Regions from separate parts of the Homo sapiens genome. Here region 2 is linked to region 1. The links are chromatin contacts, found by Hi-C in ENCODE. All regions are on one chromosome and are shown on one strand. Each heading gives the region's core, a stretch centred on a gene start or an enhancer-like site at or near the end of the contact. The rest is flanking DNA. Distances are from core to core; before and after follow the strand shown.

Region 1 (3,741 bases), core at 196-2,695:
TTCATGAGGGATCTGCCCCCACGACTCACACACCTCCCACCAGGCACCACCTCCAACATTAGGGATTTAATTTCAATATGTGATTTGGAGGAGACAAACGTTCAAACTGTATCAATTTCCTGCTACCCTATAAGCTCTGCGAGGGCAGAAACTTTTTTTTTTTTTTTGATACGGAGTTTCGCTCTCATTGCCCAGGCTGGAGTGCAGCGCCGCAACCTCAGCTCATTACAACCTCCGCCTCCTGGGTTCAAGCGATTGTCCTGCCTCAGCCTCCTGAGTAGCTGTAGCTGGGATTACAGACATGCACAACCATGCCCCGCTAATTTTTATACTTTTAATAGAGACAGGGTTTCACCATGTTCGTCAGGCTGGTCTCGAACTCCTGACTTCAGGTGATTCACCGGCCTCGGCTTCCCAAAGTGCTGGGATTACAGGCATGAGCCACCACGCCCGGCCAAGGGCAGAAACTGTTATACCTTGTTCACCGCTGTTTCCTGGGCACCTATTATAGTGCCTGGTATATAGTAGGAGCTCAAGAAGTGTTTGTTAGGGCCTGATGTGTTGGCGCAAGCCTGTAATCCCAGCTTTTTGGAAGGTGGGGGCCAGAGGATTGCTTGTGCCCAGGAGTTCAAGGCCAGCCTGGGCAACGTAGTGAGACCCTGTCTCTAGAAAAAATAATAAACTGGCCAGGCACGGTGGCTCACACTTGTAATCCCAGCACTTTGGGAGGCCGACGTGGGCAGATCATCTGAGGTCAGGAGTTCAAGACCAGCCTAGTGAACATGGTAAAACCCCATCTCTACTAAAAATATAAAAATTAGTCAGGCATGGTGGCATGCACCTGTAATCCCAGCTACTCGGGAGGCTGAGGAAAGAGAATTGCTTGAACCCAGGAGGCAGAGGTTGCAGTGAGCTGAGATCATGCCACTGCACTCCAGTCTGGGCAACAGAGCGAGACTCCGTCTGAAAAAAAAAAAAAAAAAAAAAAAAGACAAGAAAAAATAATAAATTTAGCTGGGTGTGGTGTTACATGACTGTAATCCCCGCTACTTGGGAGGCTAAGGTGGGAGGATCACTTGAGCCCAGGTGACGGAAGCTGCAGTGAGCCATAACGAAGCTGCAGTGAGCCATAATCATCCGCCTGTACTTCAGCCTGTGTAACAGAAGGGGACTCTGTCTCAAAAAAAGTAAAAAAAAGAAAAAGAAATATTCATTGGGAAAATAAAAAAAGAGTGAACAAGCAAAGTTTCAGGAGAGTACTGTGAATGTGGGTCGTGTCAGTAGAGTGTAGGGAGTTGGGCAGGAGCGGCTGGACTTGAAGAGCAGGTTGGTGGAGACCAGGTCATTTATCGTAAGCAGTTTGCCCTGTAGCATGTAGATCAAATATCCCACATTGGCTGCTGGCGACTGAACTGGGCTTCCTGTTTCTGTGTTTGGTTTGACCATCACAGTGTTGAAGAACTATTGAAGTGAATACCTTGCAGTTTGCTACAGTTCCCCCTGGTCTCCCACATTACTCTGGCCTCATTCCCTCCTGTAGGTTGCCTGACCTGCTGAGACCTGTGTTTGCTATCCCTGCAGATGGGTGGGTAGGAGGTGATTTAAGGAGGAAGATTTAATATATGAGTTATAGAAAGATAAATAGACTGGGCACAGTGGCTAAAGCCTATAATCCTAGCACTTTCGGAGGCGAAGGCGGGAGGATTAGTTTGACCCAGGAGTTCAAGACCAGTCTGGGCCACATAGTGAGACCCCGTCTCTACAAAAAATTAAAAAATTAGCCAGGCATGGTGGCATTCACCTGTAATCCCAGCTACTCAGGAGGCTGAAGTGGGAGGATAGCTTGACCCCAGGAGTTGAAAGCTGCAGTAAGCAGTGATCTTGCCACTGCACTCCAGTCTGAGTGACAGAGTGAGACCCTATCTCAGAAAAAAAAAAGCAAGAGAGAGGTAAATAGATCTAGCATTGGTGGGAGTGTGCTTTTGAGTGCTCTTTAGGAGAAATTTTTATTTTAATATTTTTTTCTTCTTTAAATTTTTTATATTCCAGCAGGCTGGGTCCATTCTCTCCCCTTTAATTTCTCAAACACAAAGCGCCCTGCCAGAATCTCAAGTTGGATCTGCAGTAGATCACCATTAACATAGCAGCCTGATATGTTGTAAGTCCTTATGCCAGGAACTGTGCAGGATACAAAATGTAAGAGAAGGCTGGAATAGAGCATCTCTGGGGGAAACGAGAGCCAGAGATACAGCGGTGTCCCATGGAGACAGCCAGCTGGTGTTCGGTAGTGCTTTGTGGAAAGGCTGTACTTTGGTAAGGTCTCCACATCTGCAATGTGGCCTTCAATATTATAGGTCCCCAAACTCCAGGTTTTTACATTCCCTGCATAGGTCAGGGTTGTAGGGAGTGATTCACCCTAGCAGAACTCCCTGGTTTTTAAGGCAGGTGTTCCATTTATTAATTGACAAAGGATGCAAATTTCTCCTTTGGTAACCTGATGAGTTAGGTCTTTTCCCCAGGGACTCCCTTTCCACCTGAAGTTTCTTGGAAAACTAAGCAGAGGATGAGGGAAAGGCTGTGAACAAGCTTGCTGGTCCATCCCGGTCCTAAAAAAGAGCATACGTCTTCTGTAACCAGAAGACCTTTTTCACTAGTCAAGGCTGGGCAGACTGAGATGAGGTGTGTGTGTGTGTGTGTGTGTGTGTGTGTGAAGGCTGGGCAGACTGAGATGAGTGTGTGTGTGTGTGTGAAGGCTGGGCAGACTGAGATGAGGGGTGTGTGTGTGTGTGTGTGTGTGTGTGTATGTTTTCTCACTCTGTCACCCAGGCTGGAGTGCAGTGGGATCAGAGCTCACTGCAGCTTCTACTTCTGCAGCTTCCACTTTGATCCTCCCACTTCAGCCTCCAAAGTAGCTGGGACTATAGGAATGTGCCCCCGCACCCAGCTCATTTTCTAATTTTTTGTAGAGATGAGGTTTCACTGTGTTACCCAGGCTGGTCTTGAACTTTTGGCCTCATGGGATATCCTCCTGCCTTAGTCTCCCAATGGGCTGGGATTATAGGTGTGAGCCACCTCACCTGACCTGTGATGAGTTTTCAACAATGTGATTCCTCTTTTACAGAACCACCTAAGCTAAATATTCTTTTGAGAACAAGGGCTAGCCTGTAGTTTCATTGCCTTTTTTCCATTTGTGGTTTTTGCCAGGTGGAATTTAAATGACCTCTTATCAAGATGGATAAACCCAAGTTTCCCAGTGCTGGAATATAGAAAATGGATGGACAAGTAAGTCCCACTCAGCACCCATAGCCCAGACATGGGGACCTCAACACACCTGGGCCCCAGACATCACCTTTCATTGTGAGTAGCTCAGAGATGACACTTTTGGTTGTTAAGTGCCCACTGGCAGTAGTTTCTGTAATAGCAAGTGAAGGAATAAATAGTCACCAAAACATTTTCTGTTCCCAATTCCAACATTTAATTGGATGAGATAATTATTTTATGAAGAATTTTCATATGGCACAGTCATGGCCATATCTTCAAGTCAACAGAAAAATTCTATTAAACAGTCAACCTTCTGTCTCACTCTGTTGCCCAGACTGGAGTGCAGTGGTGCAATTATGGCTCACTGCAGCCACAACTTCCTGGGCTCAAGCAATCCTCCCACCTCAGCCTCCCAAAGTGCTGGAATTATAAGCAGACAGCCACCATGCCTGAAAGCTCGACAGTTTACATCAAGTGTAA
Region 2 (3,494 bases), core at 508-3,007, 330 kb before region 1:
AAAAAAATACCACTTATCAGCTTCTAACCTATTAAAGCCCATTTCACAGAAGGGGGGGGAGCCAGGCACCTGGCTCCCCAAGTAAATCTAAGACATGTTTGTGAGCCTCTAAACTGGAATAATTCCTCAAGTAACTCCTGCAGCTCTCTGGCCTCCCTCCCCAGGAAAACAAGGGCCTCGAGTCCTCAAAGAGAGCCCAGGAGACCACAGTTAAGACCAGAGCTCTGGCCGGAGGGCTCCAGGGGCTGGACTTGCCCCCATCCCAGGCAAGCTACTGGGTCTAGGCCCAGGTGAGGAGGAGCCAGGTTCCCCTGAGGCGGGAGAGGACAGGCCCTCCATGGGACCACAGGAACTTGGTCCAGGGATCAGGGTTTAGCTGGGGAGCTGTGTGCCCAGCCCTGCCCTGCCGTAAGGCCTCTCCTTGCAGCCTCTTTCCCCACTGGCTAGGGAAAGGGAGGTCTGGCCTGGATTTCTTGGTCTTTTCCTGCATGTACCACAGGTTAAGCCTCTCCCCCTTGGAGCTGCCCCCAGGGACCCACTGATGCTTTTAAGGTCTTTAACACCAAGGTTATGATGCCCCCGCCCCCATACCACTTATCTATGTGGAATTTTTTTTTTTTTTTTGAGCCAGAGTCTCGCTCTGTTGCCTAGGCTGGAGTGCAGTGGCACAATCTCAGCTCACTGCAACCTTTGCCTCCTGGGTTCAAGCGATTCTCCTGCCTCAGCCTCCTGAGTAGCTGGGATTACAGACACGCACCACCATGCCTGGCTAATTTTTGTATTATTAGTAGAGATGGGGTTTCACCATGTTGGCCAGGCTGGTCTCAAACTCCTCAGCCTCCCAAAGTGCTGGAATTACAGGCGTGAGCCACCACACCAGGCCCCAGTTAGTTTTTTTAAAGGCTTAAGAGATGGGGTCTCACTATGTTGCCCAGGCTGGCCTCAAACTCCTGGCCTCAAGTGATCCTCCAGTCTTGGCCTCCCATAGTGCTGGGACTACAGGCATGAGCCACTGCACCCGGCCCACTTGTTGTTTTTAAGATAATGTATACTTTGGGTCTCTTCAGGATGAGTTCCTAATGCCCCCAGCCTTAGAAACAGCCCCTTAGGCTACCCACAGGGCTATCCTATCACGCAGGCCTGTGTGTGTCACAAACCCACCTGAGAGAGAGTGGCGTGGCTTGGGCCAGCCTGAAGTGCACGGCCACCTCTGGCTCCACCCCATCGACCCAATGTCGGGCATCAGAGGCAGGAGCTGCCCTGGGTCCGGTGACCTCAGTGCCAGCTTCAGGCCTCAACTGGGCCACCTCCCCACCTACAAGTGAGAGGGATCCACCCAACCCCACCTCCCACCGATGGTGGCCACAGTCCCCATACCCGGCTGCCTCGAACATCCTCCCACCAAAGCCAGGGCCCCCAGCCTCTCTTACCTGCATGCTGTTGCCACACTCGTGGAGTCCAACCTCAAACCTGACCACATCTTCTGTGTCCATGGAGACCAGAGGCTCACAGGCCTCTGGGCCCAAGGTGAGGTCAGCAGCCCTGATGAGCTTCCCGGTGCCAAAAAGGTCTTTGCTGACCATGACCATCAGAGTGGCCTCCTGACACTCCACCAGTACGGGCTGTACGGACGTCTCAGGATGGCTGGCTCCACCCTGCAAGAGCCAGAGGGGTTGGGGGTAGCACAGCTCAGTACTACCCCAGAGCAGGAGGCAGATGAAGAGCCTATAGCTCAGCTCCATGGTACCTGCAGAGCAGCAGGCAGCCGCCTCTGGCCATCTTATACCCGTGGGATGCTGGCTGCTGCCACCTGGGCTCTCAGCTTCTCAGCTGCCTCCCTTCCCTAGCCAGCTGGGCCCTTGTTGCATAAAGTGGTCTCCATCCAGAAGCATCAGTAACACCTGGGAGCTTGTTAGAACTGCAAACTCTCAGCCTTCACCCCAGCATGACCACAGCAGAATTTGGTTTTTAGCTTGGAAATCCCCCACGTGTATCCACATTAAAGTTTTTTTTTGCTGTGTGTGTGTGTGTTTGTGGTTTGTTTGTTTTTGTTGTGTTTTGTTTTGTTTTGAGACAGAGTCTCACTCTGTTGTCCAGGCTGGAGTGCAGTGGTATGATCTCGTTTCACTGCATCCTCCACTTCTCAGCCAGGTTCAAGTGATTCTCCTGCCTCAGACTCCCAAATAGCTGGGATTACAGGAAGGCATGCGCCACCGCGCCTGGCTAATTTTTGTATTTTTGGTAGAGACAGGGTTTCACTATGTTGGGCAGGCTGGTCTTGAAGTCCTGACCTCCAGTGATCCTCCTGCCTCAGCCTCCCAAAGTGCTGGGATGACAGGTGTGAGCCACCGCGCCCGCCCCAGCCCACTTGAAAGTTTTTAGCTTGTAAATCCCCATGTGTATTCATGTAAAAGTTTGCAAAGAGTGTGCTGCCTGCCTGGTGCACCACAATGTATCACAGCTTCCCTCCGATCCCCTGCTGGCCCTGCCCTTAGGAAGCTCGCAGCCCGGCAAGGGAGCTGTCCCAGGTCTGTGGGGGACACAGGAGAAAGCCCTTGATTGAAGAGTCAGGGGGATTAGATCTGAGACATAAGGAGCTCATTCCAAGTGTGAGAAAAAGGAGGCGGTATCAATTAGGAGACAGGAGGAATTTCATGGGTCTCTGCCTTATTTTATGGGAGGCCGGGGGGTAGGTCAGTTCAGGCAGAGGCAGCTGTGTGAAGAGAGGTGGAGAAGGGGCCCTGCGTTCTTCATTCCTGGGTGAATCCCCCGGAGTTCATACTGAGACACAGCAGAAGCGGGGCTTGGCTTCAGCTCACCCCGACCAGGGCATTCTTTTTTTTTTTTGAGACAATCTCACTCTGTTGCCCAGGCTGGAGTGTAGTGGTGCAATCTCAGCTCACTGCAGCCTCCGCCTCCCAGGTTCAAGCAATTCTTCTGCCTTACTCTCCCGAGTAACTGGGATTACAGGCTTGTTCCACCATGCCCAGCTCCTCACCACAAGGGATCCGCCCACCTCAGTCTCCCAAAGTGCTGGGATTACAGACATGAGCCACCACACCTGGCCCAACCACTGCATTCTTTCCTGCATTCCCAGTGATCACCAGACCCATACCACGATTTCACTGACATCATCATGTGGAAACATGCCTATTACTTAAGAGAATCCCAGGAACTGACCTTAGGAGATTCAAATATCAAACCAAGGTTGTGGAGTGTCCCACCTCAGGAAGGAATGCTGAACTGATTGACAGCCTTGTTGCCACCAGCCAGACTACCAGGTGGCCCATAACTCAAGATAACCATGGCAACCAGATAATGCCAACCTGCATACCTTCACGTGCTTTGCCCAGCACAGCCGGCATGCCCTATCCCTGATGTAAATTCCCATGCTTTGCCTAATAAAAAAGCCCTCCTGGCTCTTTTTGGAGAGTCAGATAGAAAAATCTCTATATCTTTCCCTCTCTCTCTCTCTTTCCCTCTCTCTCTCTCTT

What was found. A loop is a pair of places that touch in the nucleus more often than their neighbours do. Pooled maps may share reads with other maps.
Region 2: a loop to region 1 is called in a pooled map of heart left ventricle, with 2.9 times the contacts of the local background. The contact joins the promoter of ZP3 here to the enhancer-like site in region 1. A Hi-C loop is called at or near these places in 1 of 50 pooled maps.

What each region holds. Positions count from the first base shown.
Region 1 is chr7:76,087,680-76,091,420 of GRCh38, reverse strand. No RefSeq gene overlaps it. Among named protein-coding and RNA genes, the nearest start is that of MDH2, 41 kb to the right of the region's middle. Within about 2 kb of position 1,445, at least 4 of the 41 ENCODE cell types and tissues checked have a DNase peak (open chromatin) inside an H3K27ac peak, as active enhancers do.
Region 2 is chr7:76,423,213-76,426,706 of GRCh38, reverse strand. ZP3 (zona pellucida glycoprotein 3) reads right to left here and starts at 1,757. Exons shown (of 8, transcript NM_001110354.2): 1 at 1,431-1,757. The coding sequence starts at 1,742. RefSeq lists a silencer at 2,361-2,655.